2 separate regions of the Mus musculus genome follow, and region 2 is linked to region 1. Evidence: chromatin loops called from intact Hi-C (ENCODE). Cell type or tissue: left cerebral cortex. All regions are shown on one strand.

What was found. Hi-C counts contacts between places; a loop is a spot of excess contacts. Peaks named below come from ENCODE experiments on the same cell type or tissue, not always from the same donor. Only the 100,000 strongest peaks of a DNase experiment are listed, where the experiment ranks them.
Region 2: a loop joins it to region 1, with 2.1 times the contacts of the local background. A loop is called at or near these places in 4 of 42 quality-filtered maps.

Annotation. Positions count from the first base shown.
Region 1 is chr3:75,553,274-75,561,273 of GRCm38, forward strand. Pdcd10 (programmed cell death 10) reads right to left here and starts at 3,579. Exons shown (of 8, transcript NM_019745.4): 1 at 3,449-3,579. It overlaps Serpini1 (serine (or cysteine) peptidase inhibitor, clade I, member 1), which reads left to right and starts at 4,220. Exons shown (of 9, transcript NM_009250.3): 1 at 4,220-4,369. In left cerebral cortex, a CTCF peak has its summit at 3,586; DNase peaks (open chromatin) are centred at 3,738, 4,210 and 4,945; H3K4me3 peaks cover 4,109 bases; H3K27ac peaks cover 1,979 bases.
Region 2 is chr3:75,702,419-75,710,418 of GRCm38, forward strand. No RefSeq gene overlaps it. Among named protein-coding and RNA genes, the nearest start is that of Gm25846, 8.4 kb to the right of the region's middle. In left cerebral cortex, no CTCF peak of the experiment used is centred here; DNase peaks (open chromatin) are centred at 3,049 and 4,331.

The DNA of each region.
Region 1 (8,000 bases):
TACCACATCATCAAAACTGAAAGCAAACACAATCCTCTACTGGGAAGTGTACTGGTAAGAAAACAGATGAGTAAAGGCTACATACATAGCTCAGAGCTAAGATAGAAGAAGTGAGAAGGCCTTGCTCCGATAATGTTTAGTGAGATGTTAAAACATTGTTAAATCAGTATAGAAATAATAAGCTCCTACTGTGAAAAGTGTCAATAGTATGTAAGTGTCAATTATATGGGGAAGAGTGGGAATCTACTCTGGTTTATTATATTAGTATGCTACTGAGAAAAATTACAGAATTTTGTCTTCTAGAGAAAATCTAGCCTTTTATATCCTTAAAATTTTGTTTGCAAACTTAAAAACATTTTTAATCTTAGAAGTGTCATATGTTCAAAAAAGTAAAATATTACCTTAAATCCCTCAATTATAACGTTTTTCAAGACAGTGTTTCTCTGTGTAGCCCTGGCTGTCCTGGAACTCACTCTATATACACCAGGCTGGTCTCGAACTCAGAGATATACTTGCTTATGCCTCTGAAGTGCCAGAATTGAAGGCATACCCTACCACTGCCCTGCTTCAAATATAACTTACAAGAAGTGCAAAATATAAGTTCCTCTGAAATTAGAAAGTTAGTTTCCCAAAATCATCTTCTCTCAAGGTTGTATTAAATCCTGGGTATAACCACAACCAACCAACTAAAACAAACAAACATAGGAGAGGTTTATACTCAAATCTTGGCTCTAGTCCTTCCAAGACTTTAGCAATGCATTGTATTCTTCTGAGTCCCAAGGAGTAAATTTACTTCTAGTTTTGGTGTCCTTAGCTACAAGGTAAGTGAAATAATTGTTTTGAAGTTAAAATCTAAGGGAAGAATAGAGTCCATAAAAACCTTCTTCCATATCTATATTTTGTTATAATGAATCTTATTTGCTTTTTAAAAAGGCAGTAGCAAGGTTTTCTAAAATGCTAAGTTACACAGAAGTTTTGCTGTAAAAGAAAATAAAACTCCCTTATACTAGACAGGTGGAAAGTTGGAATTTGTAAAATTGTCCCCAAATCAGGAAGAAACTTATATGAGAAAAAAAGGTGACAGCTGAGAATAAGTTTGGAGACATTCAGGAAATTGAGGACAAATTAGTAGCATTAAACAGAATAAGGAGATAGTGACATCTGTAATGGTCAGTCTTTTTCTTACATAAAATAATCGAAGTTTGAACACAATATTAAAACCTATAGTGAAAATACATGGATTAATTATAAGCTGATCTTTTCCAGGTCATATGACCTTGGGAAAGTCACCTAGCCATTCCTTTTCCATTCCCCTTAGCCACTCAATTATTCTACCAAGACTAAAAAGATAAATAATATATAGACCCTGTTCTTACAGACTACTCTTTAAGAGAGAGATGGCTCTTTAAGGAAAACCTCCAAAGTCCTGCAATGGATAGTGTCTGAGAGTTGATGCAAAGCTCTTTAAGGGAACAAATGTGGGCAAAGAGAGCTGCACACTACAGGCAAACATCCGATCTGTGAGCTCTAGCTAGAGCCTGAAGGATGTTCAAAATCATCTTCTCTGTTCATCTCACTGTTCATCTCAGCACTTACACTGTAGTGACGATGAAACAGGACAGTATGATGGGCCTCAGAGATACAGACAGAGTTGGAGTAGGACTAAATCAAAGACAAAACTTTTTTTGTTGTTAAAAAAGTCCTTCCATAACCAACACAGCTGTGTGCCACTTAAAACTTATTTCATACCTTTCCCAGCAAACAACAAATGTCCACACTGTCATCTAGAAAATATATTAGCATTCTTGCTTTACCAGCACTGACTTACATATGGCCCACTCAAATTAATGCACTTCAAACTCCACTTCAAAACCAATTAATCCCAGATAATTTCCCTTTTGTTAGTGACTTTTCCCTTACTGTGACGTGTGGTGTTACATTATTCCTGATTTTGCTTCATTTTATGGTACCACAACTCTCCATTTTCTTTAAAAGTCCCCTTCAAACAAGACCATTTTGACTGGTTCTTCTGATCCCAGAAACAGCTTTGCATTAAAAAAAAATTAATATTAATCATGGCAAGCAAAGCACATTCAATATATAGCATATATACTTACAGTACATACTATGTATTTATATTTTAATTTACATAGTAAGCCTGCAGTTCTTTCCATTCAATATAGAAGCATCATTTTTATCATTCATTAACATTAAATAAGAATGAATTAAAACTCACTGATGATGCCAAGAAAAGAAAATATACAAGTGTATGTTTTACTGTCTACACATGGAGTGAAGAAAATGAGAGAAAAGTAAAAACCTGACCCCCCCCCCCAAAGGGTCACTTCTTGTAATGAACATGGTACAATTTCTCCAAGATTCTGCACTTAATTTTCACTTAATGAAAGCATGAATATCTGTAAAGTAAGTTCTGTGAAAGTTTCACCCATAGTTTTTGAAAATGGTAAGAAAATAGAAATGAAAAGGACTATTCTCTTAATGGCAACACTGAGCTATTCCTAAATATTATCTATCCTTTAAAAATGGCGTGTGGAAAGTGAGTGTTATCATTCAGTAGACCCCAGAAAAAGGGGTAAAGATCTAAGCTAAAGCGATCCTTCCTGTTTTACAGAACATTAGAGAGGATGCTTTGGCAAAGCTTCCACTCCACGTCAACAAACCAACTCTCTGCACCTCACAACCGTTTCTGACAAACAGGCACACTACTTTGCAACTTCTTCTATCTGCTTCCAGTACTACCACCCACCTCCCCACTCTTTCTTCCTAAGCCGACAACTCTGGTCAGAAACTGGACTTTCGGAGGACTAGACTCTGAAGATCTGTGTGACCTTGGGCACGTCATTTGCTTCTACAGTAGTCTCATTAGCATCCCAAAGTGAAAGCGCTTCGAGGGCACTTGAGAAGTATACATCCATCTGACGTATTGGAGTCAAGAGGCACAAACCTTCCGAGTTAAGAATCACCTCCTCAGAGAGGAAATTGGAACTGAGTCGGAACTGTCAACACTGTCTCTCTTCTTCCCTCAAAGGGCATAACCCCAGCCACACCGGGAGGCGACTCCCGGGCACCCACGCTCCCTCCAGGCCTAGCCAAGCTTTAGCCTCACCTGCCCGGGACCTCACCCCACCACATCCGCCCCCTCGGTCAGTGGAGACCCGGGAGGCCGACCTCACCCTTCCCCTCCACCCAAACCCACAGCGGACTTCCTGGAGGCGCCGGGCCGGGCTGGGCAGGAGGCATTTACAAACCCAGCTTTCCGCAGCTCGCGTAGAGACCTCGCTGACGCCCACAAGGCCCGGCTCCCCACCCGTCCGCCCCGCCGGCCAGAGCCTAGCCTCAGCACCTCCGCCTCGGTCCCCGCCTGACCCCAGGCCGCTCTGGCTGCCCACGGAGCCGTGCGGACCCGAACCGAGAAACCTCGCCTTACCGGCAACTGAGGCACGGACTTCACTTCCCACCTTTGGAGCCCTCTTCAACTCCCGGATCAATTCACTCCGGCGACGCCGGAAGGACCCGAAAGGAACCAGGCGTTGTCCGGAATCCTGCCCAGCAGGAGTCGCGCAAGGCCCGATGGGGATTTGTAGTTCCGCCCTCCATTTCCGTTAGCACTTCCTGCAATAGTAAGACTACATTTCCCAGAAGGCTGTGCGAGAACGCCTTAGGCAATAGGTGGGGACACTTCTAGCAAATCAGAAGAGAGTTCCCTGTCTTTGAGGGAGGGGAGGAGATGAAGAGAGAGCGCGCCCAGAAACGAGGGAGGGCGGGGCCGAGTCTCACCTGCACCAATCAGAATGAGAAGATAGCCCACAACGCCACGCCCACCGATGGGAGGTGCCCTCGGATGGGTGTAAAGAAAAGGGCGGGGGGCCAGAGGTAGCAAGCGACAGGAGGCTGGGCTGAGTCCATGGGTAGGCGGGGAGGAAGGCTCTAGGGGCTAGACCGGTGGGCTCCGCCTACTCCGAAGCAACAGTACCCCCATACCCCCAAAGGACAGCCCACTCCCGTGTTCACTGGACCAGCCGGCTAAAAGAGCTAAGCAGGACCTGAGGAAGGGCCAGGTGCGATGCCAGAGGGGAGAAAGTCCGAAATGAAGGGGTCAGAGCACCAGGAACTAAGAGACCTCGGGTACCGCTCTGCGCCTAGGCTGCGCAGATGGCAGTGGGAGGAGCCGCAGCCCGAGCTTCGGCCAATTAGAGGCGGGGAAGGCGGAGCTTGAATCTCAGAAGAAGCTTCAGCTCAGCCTAGTCTGTAGTTTCCCTGGAGAGAGGCAAGAGCAGCATCCGGAGCAGTCTCAGCCTGCCCAGCATCCTCTCCAGCATCCCGAGCGGGGATTGCAGGTGTGAAGGAGGTAAGCGTGGGCGCCACTTGCGGGCTACAGCACAGCAACCTGGGGAGGAAGGCATCTGACAATAGGAACGCCTGGATACTGGAGGAAAGAGTGCTATGTTGACTTAGGATCGCGGTGCAAACCTTTTCAGTACAATTACGTACAATTACAGACTTTGGTAGAGAGAGAGAAAAAAAACAAAAAACAAAAGGTAACTCTGCCTGGGATATTAAGGGCGTGGTTAAGGATTTTGTTTTGAGTTGCACCATTAAAACTGGTCTGGGAGATCACAAGATTGAAGAAAGCCCTGCTAATTGAGTACCAGGTGGATGGTGTCAAGCTAGATGCGTAGCTGTTAAAAAGGCAAAATTGGCATTGATAGAGAACCACTTTGTAACTGTTTCACTAAGAAAATAACTTTGTCCTCTTCAGTGCCTGACGCTTGTGTTAGTTTATCAGATTGTCCTGCCACGGACAGTCTATCCAAGATAACCGGTTGTATTGCAGGGTCTTTGGATTGCAAAAGATATGGGTTAAAGAAGCAAATAATAAGATAGGATGGGTTCCGGCTAAACCTATCCTAAGTATAACTTTTACCAGCATTAATGAGAAAATAAATTGAAATGGGTGGGTATTTGGCTTTTCCTTCCTGCTGGCGCTGGAATATTGAAACAAAGACCTGGGTTTAGCCTACAACGGGAACATATGGTGTACTTCCTCGCTGCTTCTTATTCTCTCATTTGTGTCCGGTAACGTTTGTTCGTGTTTTAAAAACAGGAGTACAAGGGAACTGTGTGGAGGAGCTTTCCTCTATTGAAGAGAGTATGTGTAAAATGATAACCTTTAGTATTTTATAATGGGCTCTCATTTTAGAGGTATATAGTATCACACAATAATAGTTCATTCTCATTGTGTGTATACTCTTTTGAATGCTAGTAATACATACGGGTGGAATTATGTTGTAATACTTGTTATGTTAGGTAGTCAATCCTACCTTTGCACCTATGACAGATTACAGCCTTTTGGGTTGGAAAAGTACTAAAATTCTACGTGCTTAGTTCATTTTTTTGTTGTGAAATAGTGTCCCAGATTATATGCCTGTTAGTCATGTAGCATATTGCAGCATACTCTGCTCTGAAATGGCTTTCTTGTGACAGTTGACTATTCCATAGGGTGCCAGAATACTTGAGATTGTTTAAAGAGGGGTCAATAAGATCCAGAAATCACCTTCTATTTTCTTCTTTTGTCATACTATTCTGGTTTACTGCAAGATTTTGAATTTTGTTTTTGCAGTGCACACAAGATGCCTTCTAAAACTAAAGTGGCTCAAAGGTATTCTCTCCATTACTTAAGGTTCAGTCCTACTAAGTGCAGATACTGATGAGAGATGCCCACTACTAAATTAATTAAATCCTTTTCTCCCACATTCTAATACACCAAAGACCTGGGCACACAGAGAAATCTTAAAAAATAAATAAATAAGCAAAACCAAGAAATATCTAGGCTTAGATTAAGCAGATCATGTAAGTATTCGAAAAAAGCTATAGAAGCCACTAAACTTAGCAGTGACAGTAAGGATGGATGTTATCTTTGGTATACTACTAGAAACCTATTAATTGGCATAGCCATCTGGCTATGTGATCTCCAGAAAATGCTTTTGGGAGAGAAAATGTGATCTGGTGGTTTAATAAAACTTGGAAAAGGTTGTCCTTGCCCTTGTTATGTGTGATGGTAGGTGCATGGTCCTGAGTCCGTCTTAGATGTTCAGGCTCTTTGCTGATTCACTTGGAAACTGAATACCTGTTGTCTCTGGTTATTCCCTCCACACACACAAAAAAAAGATAATAGTTAATTATGTGACTGGCAATGAAGTTCTTTTAGAGCCTTTGTAAGAATGACCTTTTGAAAGAATTTGATGGAAATCAGTAAATAACAAAGAAAATAAATGGATAGAAAACAATTTACATGAAAACAGCTGAAATGAAGATGTTTTTAAAATCTCATCTAACTACATAAATAGTAGGCTCTGAGATATCCTAAGACTACAGACTCATTAAGAATGAATGAGATTTCAATTTTAAAATGCCTAATATTCCCCTGTTTGTGAGATCAGATCCATTTAGGAATGTCAGTGGACTAAGTTCTTGTGTTGTTTTGGGAATAAGACTTGTGTTTCTATATGAGAGCAAATTGTGAGTATATCATACTTGGACAGTTATTTCACCTTGAACTCTTTATCTAGTTTAATTAACATTTATATCAATTTCAAATAACCTGTTTTTTTTTTCTTGGTTAGTGTTGGGAAAGGTCATTCAATTTATATAAAGTATGATATATGAAATAAAGCAGATTATTTATCCTGCTGGTCTATCCAGTGGAAACTGCTCAGGGGATGACTCCCTTTTAGCCAAAAGACTTGGTTAATTTCAAATGGCACTGTCTTTTGGACCTCTCTTTAAATTTAAAATTCTGATTCTAAGTCTATGGAGTGAAAGTAAATTGACTTGAATGCATTTCTAGCAGGAGGTTTGGAGGCTGTCCTTGACACAACAGAGAAACCACTCACAGGTTCCAGATCAAATGGTTTGGGAGTGAACTGGAAACAGGGAAATAGATATTTATAAAAATGATTGAGAAACATACCCTAGACATTAGAGAAAAGATACTTAATATTTTGTGTTAAATGCATGTAATACAGAGTACAGCCTTCCTTTTTCAACCACTAATTTCTATAGACCTATATTCAAAATGCGAACATGACATTTTTTGCACTTGTGAGTCACTGAAGTCATTAATACATTAAATTTTAAACAGTTATAGGTTATAAAAACAGAACTAATACATTTATGCTATTATTTGGAGAAAAAATTTAAGGGAAGTCAGAACTAAAGTGATATTTATTCCCTTACTTAAACAGACAATCAATTTAAACAACAACCAATTTATTTAGATTTATCAAATTTTTCTAAGGTTAAATATTGGTTTGGGAATCTGGAACAATTATTTATTCAAATAAGGATTTGTTTTGCTTTGTTACTTTTCCAGCTAACATTTTCAGTATTTCATCCTTAAATTTTGGGTAATTGTGGTTTTATTTATTTATTTATTTATTTATTTTAGGTTGTACAAATAATTGTTTTTCATCAATGTGGAGCAGTATATTTTTATTGTCATAGTCAGCACTGGTGTTCAAGGCTAGACCCACATGCATGATAGACAAGCACTTACCACTATTAACTATTAACTATGAACTATTAACTTGCTAGACTTGGAATTTGAAATCTTCTCAGTCTTTGTTTTTGTTTCTTAAGATGTTAGTAATTACTTAAGCTATTTCACTTCTCCAGGAGTTGAGTTTTGGTGCCCACATTCATACCTAGGCTTCCATCTTAGAAGGGAGAGCATTAGACTCTCCAGACCAGGGGGGCTTCACTTTCATCTCATGTTGATCTTGAGCAGATTCTATCAAGGTCAGTGGACAGAAGATGCACTGTGACTACTGGCTCCGTTAGAAATGTTGCCCAGTACTGTAATCTATACAATGAGATATTTGTAGTTTCATAAATCAGACAGTTGATCCCACCAAATGGTTACTGTACAAGTCAGTTATTCAGTACAGGGGAACGCCAGGGCCAAAAAGGGGGAGTGGGTG
Region 2 (8,000 bases), 150 kb after region 1:
GAGCATGGAATAGTAAAGAAAACTAACATTTATAAAATAATATGATTGTTTCCATTAGAGACTGATTGGTTTTTATATAATTTAGATAAATAGAGTCAATCCCAAAATCTTTAAAGTATTTCTCAAAATAGTAAGAGAGTAAAAATTTTTCTAAGGAATATAGAATTTGGATATGCCACTGGACTTCCCAGAATTGTTAATTTGTTCTATTTTAATGTATTTTTTAATATTAATAGCTCCATAGTGAACCAGCTGGCTAAACACAGTTAATATTCTTTTCTTTCTAAGTAAGAAGAATTTCTATTGTCTCTGGCTCCAGAAATATGGATACAAATTAGAGGCGCCTTGAGAACAGACTGTTTAGGCAAGATTAAAAGTAGGCCTCTTCAATCTGAAAGTCATATTTTATAAATCTATATTGTCCCAAATAATGACAAAATCCTTTGATTAACATAGTGGTATCTTTGACTATTTTAAAAAATATAAATGGTTGGAGTAAAATAGGAAATCTGGTAAACAAATGGTCATAAGGAAATCTTGATTGTTGATGTGGTATGATATTAACATCCTCATCAATATCATCATTATTCTTATTATTTAAGAAACTATACCAAGGGAAATTCAAAATGCTTCAGGTAATTAAAAAAATCAATGCAAAAGAATTAAGTACTATGCTATGTTGCCTACATAATATTGGGCAGCAGCCAGTTAAACAGTGAAACTCTGAGCTGTTCCAAAAATGGAGAACCTAATGGTATTACAGACTAAGTGTCAGGTATCCTCACTTCTGTTCAATGAGGGAAATCTGCTTTCAATTCAAACCCTGGTAAGAAAATTACCTTTCCAGATAAGGTAAACTAAGTGACCCATCATGACAGCAGGGAAGGTGGTGGACAAAATCACATGGAAGACAGTAAGAGAAGGAAGACAGGGTTACTAGCTAAGAGAGACCGTAGCTGTTGCATCACGCTATACTGAGAACAATTCCCCGTTAACAAGGATCCACACCGCAGGGACAGTTTACTGGACATCTTGGGAGTGGAGCAATGCTTCTTTAATAATGCTCATTGTTACAAGGTAATGAGAGAAATTCAAAGCTTAGGCCAGGGGCATGAAAGCTAAAGCTTCAGGAGCCAATAGGAGTGAGGGTGTGGTAGAATTCGGAGAACAGGAAAGAAAAGAACAATGTTCTGGATATGTCTAGCAAGGTCCTTTCACGTGACAGCGAGAGCCAAATGTAAATCCTACAAACCTGCAGATATATTGCATATCTGACAGCTGAGTATCATTCCATTTCTTCACTGTAAGTTCACTTATTCCTAAAGGATACTATTATTACCTTCTTAATACTAAATCATGATATGTAATTATGATATTTGAATTGGATGCTTATATCTCTGATATACTATAATTAAAAAGAATTAAAACAATACAAAGAATCAATAAAACCAAGAGCTGTTTCTTTAAGAAAATCAACAAGATCAATAAACCCTTAGCCAAACTAACTAAAAGATGTAGAGACAGTATCCAAATAAACAAAATCAGAAATGAAAAGGGAGACATAAGAACAGACAATGGGGAAATTAAAAATATTAACAAAAACCCAAAATTCTTATTTCAAAAACTAATACTTCACAAAATTGCAAAACCTTACTGAAATGGATGATTTTCTAGACAAATACTATTTACCAAAGTTAAATCAAGAAAAAGTAAACTATTTAAACAGCCTTATAACCCCTAAAGAAATCATTAAAGTCTCCCAACCAAAAAAAGCTTAGAGATGGACACTTTTAGCTCAGAGTTCTACCAGACTTATACTCCTCAAATTATTCCACAAAATAGAAACAGACAGAACACTACCTAATTCATTCTATGAGGCTACAATCATCCTGATACCTAAACCACACAAAATCTCAAGGAAAAAAGATAATTTCAGATAATTTCACTTATGAACATCAATGCAAAACTACTTAATAAAATTCTCAAAAACTGAATTCAAGAACCTATCAAAAATATCATTCACCATGATCAAGGAGGCTTCATCCCAGGATGCAGGGATGGTTCAAGATATGAAAATCTATCAATGTAATCGACTATATAAGCAAACCGAAACAAAAATATTACAATAGGGCCGCCGTGTCTGGCATCAGTGGGAAAAGATGTGTCTAATGCTATAGAGACTTGAAGTGCCAGGGTGGGGGGGATGCACAGTGGGGGCCCACCCTCTCAGAAGAGAAGGGAAGGGGGGTAGGAGGGAGGAACTCTTTGAGGTGGCAGACGGAGGCAGTGTTTAGGTTGGAAAGGAAGAAAGAAAGAAAGAAAGAAAGAAAGAAAGAAAGAAAGGAAGGAAGGAAGGAAGGAAGGAAGGAAGGAAGGAAAAGGAAGAAAGAACAAAAGAGAGAAAGAAAGAAAGAAAGAAAGAAAGAAAGGAAGAAAGGAAGGAAGGAAGAAAGAAAGAAAGAAAGAAAGAAAAAAGAAAATTCAATTTTATAGGGGGAAAAGATGAAAAATATTGTCAATTGTGCCAAAAACTGTAGTTAAATTTGGTACTAAGAAGTTTTAAAATTCACAAAGACTGCCATCATTATATGTACATTTCCTTCATACAAATTTTTCCAGTTTTTAAAAAGCCTAATCTTTCACATCTTCATACATGGCAATTTCAGATCACCAACAACAGAGCTGTCCCTAGTTTCTGGTCTGCTCCACTGGGAAAGAGGAATAAACCAACATATCATTCTTTATTTTCAAACTGAACAACAGAAGACATGATGTCTTTAAAACTCTTGGAAGTGTTTAACATGTAGACATTAAGTTAGGTGGGTACTTGACTAGATTTACTCAGCTTACCAAAAAATAGTTACACTTTAAAATGATCTACATAATGCATTGGAGTCAGACAGCACACAGTGTACCAGATAATCACACTTCATTCAGCGAGTCTCTGAGAATCCAGATAGCCTGGGAACATTGCTGACAAAATGGAAAAGTACACAGATACTGAATTCCAGTTTTGGTTCTAAATACCGCTGTGTCAAGCCCATAAACTCAAACAAGAGCCACATAGATTGCCCTTAAAGACTAAATACTTTCATTTCCTTGATCAATCCCTCATGCTTATTTAATGCAAGTAGGTTTGGAAACAATCCTGTACTTTTGTGAGTTGACTTGGCTCACTGAAAAAAACAGAGATTCCTTTTAATAGAAAGGCCCTTTTAGCAGCTGGAAAACCTTAAGGAGAGCTTAGTTAGAGAGTTAGTTGTGAACTCCTTGAGTACACTGTGGATGACACATTGGGGATGGATCAGAACTGCAGGTTCATGGGGAGAACGGAAGGCATATGTAAGAAACTCTCACCATTTACTGTGCTCTTCATGACTGCAAAATAAAGTTGTAAGAACAAGAATAAAGAAGAAAGTTACCATTGGGTCCCCACCTTCAATTCTAATAAAAGTAAACTGAAGACAACAATAATTTCAAGCCTAGAGTCAGATGTTGTGAGTGTGACTGTGTTCCAAGGTTGTGGTTGTCACAGGCATTAAGACTTAGCAGGCTCTTGCTAAGACTAGAAGTCAATCATGGGATTAATTGCAATGCAAGTTCTGAACATCACACGATGACACCCTTCTGGGTGACTCAGGGTAAGCTGGACATGTAGAGGATCATACTTGAGCAAAGATGAAAACTTGTTTAAACTAAGTCTAGAAATACTTTTTACCAGACTCTGGGTTGACCCTTCGTCGGAAACATTATTTTTTAATTCAGTAATAAGAACAATGAGTATAATGTGTACACATCTTCCATGTTCAAGGTACAACCATCTTTCTTACATTTTTGTCTCCTGTGACAACAGTCTCACAGAATAGATGGAATTATTAGTTCCATTTTTTTTTTCAGGCTAAGAGCCTAGTCCTGGGGGAGATTAATTAATTTGTCCATGAAAGAATTAGGGATTGAATCTATGCAATGTAAGCCTTTTATACTTTAAAATATCTTTTCATTAGTGTTTCTTGACAGTCAAAAACCAGAAAGCAGTTCTGAATTTTAAAAAAGTGTATCTTTATACCAGTGAATTTAATTTGTTTAAGAATGGCTATTCACTTTTAAAATTCCCCTGAATTACTTTTCAATTTACATTTCTGATAAAGAGTGAGCTTCTTAAGGAACTTTTATTTTTCAAACACTTTTCCTTAGGTAGTTCTTTGCACATTCTGGGCACTCAAATGTGTGTGAGCCAAGCCAAATGAATCTATGAGCAAGCTGCCTGTTGGGGCTACCACAGCAGCATGGTAGCGGCACCTCCCAGATAAGCTTCCTAAAGACAGCCACACCGTGCCAGAGTTGGATGGTGAAATTTGCCAGCCAGTCCAATTTTGGGGTACAGTGTCATAACAACTTTAAAAGTGTGATTAGAAAATTCGTTGAGACTGAACATCTTAGAAGCACTTGTTCCTGTCTTTCCCACACAGAAAAGTCCTGGAGCAGCAATTCACAGATAAAGAATTCTCCTCTCTCCCTCTCCCTCTCCCTCTCCCTCTCCCTCTCCCTCTCCCTCTCCCTCTCCCTCTCCCTCTCCCTCTCCCTCTCCCTCTCCCTCTCCCTCTCCCTCTCCCTCTCCCTCTCCCTCTCCTCTTTCTCTCCCTCTCCCTCTCCTCTTTCTCTTTCTCTCCAAATTCATCAAACCAGTGAGATTTAGGTTAGAAAACTGTATTATTTAGGTAATTCTTATCTAAAGAACAGTTGGAAGGAAAAGACATAATTATCCAATGAGATCCTTGGTGAGCTGTGTTCTTTTCATTGATATCCTTTTTCTGTTCATTTATATATTTATTATTAAAAACTAAATTGGACCAGAAGGTACAGCTCAGTGGAAAAATACTTGTCTAGACATAGAGACCTTGGATTTGACCTTCAGAAGTATCAAAATTTTAAAGTGGTATAATTCATAGCATACCATACAGTATTAATTCCTGTACATGTTGAGTAATGTTCACACCAAGGAAAGCATTACTGCTTATTCTTTTTAAAAATCATTTTATTCACTTATACTCCAAATGTTGTGCCCTTTCCCAGTCCACCCTCTAAGAGTTTTTTCACACCCCCTCCATTTGCCTTTGAAAGGGTACTCACCCACTTATCCCCCTCACCTACTTACCTACCCACCTCACCATTCCCCTTCCTTGGAGCATCAAGTCTCTATAGGATTAGGCACATCCTCTCCACTGAGGTCAGAGAAGACAGTACTCTGCTACATATATGCCTGGGGGTGGGGGCAACAGACCTGCCCATATGTGTTCTTTGGTTGGTAGCTTACTTAGTCTTTGGGAGCTCCCAGGGATCAGGACTAGTTGATACTGTTGGTTTTCCTATGGGGTTGCCAAACCCTTCAGCTCCTTCAATCCTTCCACAACTCTTCCATAGGGCCCCCAGACCTATGGAATGGAGGGCTGTATCTGCATCTGTCTCAGTCAGCTGCTGTTAGAGCCTTTCAGAGGACAGCCACGCTAGGCTCCTGTCTGCAACCATAATCTGGCATCAGCAATAGTGTCAGGTTTGGTCCCTGTCCATGGGATGGGTCCCAATTTGGGCTGGTCATTAGATGGTGTTTCCTTCAATTTCTGCTCCATTTTTATCCCTGAATTTCTTTTAGACAGGAACAATTCTGGGTCAAAAAATTTGAGGGCAGCTTAGTGACTCCATCCCTCTACTGGGAGGACTGTCTATCTACTGAAGGCGGTCTCTTCAAGTTCTATCTCCTCACTGTTGGGCAGCTCAGCTAAGGTTATCTCCATTGAAACCTGAGACCCTCTCACATCCCAGGCCTCTGGGACTTTCTAGAGGTTTCCCTCGCTCCTACCCTGCCCCACAGCTATTTCCACACATTCTCCTGGCCCTCTGGTCTTCTCTCCTGTCTACTTGATCCTGTCCCCTTTCCCCTTCCCCTCCCCTCTCCCAAACATGTCCCTCTCTCCATCTGCTTTTCATCATTATTTTGTTTCCCCTTCTTGTTAAATTTGGGCCTTCCTTCTTGTTAAATTTCTTAGAGTCTGTGTGTTGTATCATGGGTATTGTATACTTTTTGGTTAATATTCACTTATCAGTGAGTCCATTCCATGTATGTCCTTTTGGGTCTGCATTACCTTAGATAGGAGGATATTTTTTAGTTCTGTTCATTTGCCTGCAACATTCATGATGTACTGATTTTTAATAGCTGTATAGTATTTCATTGTGTAGGTGAACCACATTTGCTGTATCCATTCTTCAATTGAGGGACTTCTGAGTTGTTTCCAGATTCTGGACATTACAAATAAGTCAGCTATGAATATGATGGAGTACATGTCCTTGTGGTATCATGTGTTTAAACTCTAACATTTGTTTGTTAGAAAGTTTTGAACATTATTCTTTCACATCCTAGCTAATATTTGATCTTTCTCTTATCTTCATATCAATGGTACAAAGTGCCCTTGCAGCATACCTAAAGTTATTGCTTTCTTGAAAAGCTTATACCCTCAACATGTGATTGTGATGGGACCTTCCAATCAGTCATCTTACCATCTGGTTCAACATGACTAGGTAGCCAATGTTGATTCAAACTTCTAGATCCTGACACCAGGCAATTTATTTTACTCATATTTAAGTGAAACATGATTTGGGAAAAAAAGATTTCTGATAATAATTAAATCAATCCTGTGTGAACAACAAAGCTTAAGATGAATTTACATGAAACTCCTTAGAAAGTATGTATTACCTCTTCCATAAAGATGGGTTTTATTGACTTTAAAACAATGGTCAAGATAAGAGTCTAGGAAGCATAACTGAGGTAAACATAAAAATCTGTGGGAGTCAGGAGTGGCCTAGCCATACAGATAACAGAGTTCACCCAGTTATTGTAAAGTACATGTGACATCTCCAATAAGAATGGATTCTATCGAATGAGAATGTTCAAGATAAAGGTCTAGGGAAGAAGAGTCTGAGATAAACAAACACATGAGTCTCAGGGGATTCAATTGTAGCTGGACCTACAGATAGCACAGGTCACCAGACTCTTAGTGCAGAGACAAGCTTGGGTGTGTAGCTTTCCTGGGTTCCCTAGTGCTTAACCTGATCATGGGTTCCCCTTGCCCTCTATAGTGCTAGACCAGGATAGGTTGCATACCCTACATTCTTAGTCATTGCACATAGCGAAAATTTCCCATAATTGATTAAAAAGTAAAGACGATAAGAAGCCAATCACTGGGTAAGGAGGAGGTGGGCCTTCCGGGTCCAAGAGAGAAAGAGGAAAGGCAGGAGGGGGTCACGTCCTTTTGGACAAAGGGGAGTAAAGCAGACGAGATGAAGGTTGGGGACTGATAGTTCTGGAGGCAGAATTCACCAGGATCTGCCACCAGAAGATTTCTAATATAGAATAGTTGATGAGTTTAGGATGATAAATTCCGTGCCCAGTGGTTGTGTTATCTGAGCTCAAGGGAAAGGTAACTTCAGTAGAGGGTGGGTTTGAAAGAGTGCATTCCATCTAGCCTCGGAAATTTGGGATTGCCGAGTGGGTCTGGCAGAAGCCAGCCATGAGGGTTATGTGACTGGGAATGTGAGTGGTTCCATGGCAAGCAGATTGTGAGAAGTTGGGCAGATGCCACATGGGGTTAGCCATGGGAGCAGGGAGACCACCGGACTGGAGAGCAGCCAGCGATAGCATGGATTGTTTTTTTTTTAACAATTACATACTACAATTGTAATTAACCTAGATAGGTAAATTATGATTCAAAACAACCAGAGATCTTTCATGAAAATTTTTTTTAACTAGAATCAGAAGTGAATAATTATTTGTCTTGCTAGATCATGTAACTACTCATAAACCCAAGCTATTAGTACACTGGGGCCTGGCAGTAGTTGTGTCGTTGAGATTCACTGTAGGCTTAAGATGATAAAGGCAGCCTGGAATAATAGGTATTTTATGTGGGACAGGCACACACACACACACACACACACACACACACACACAC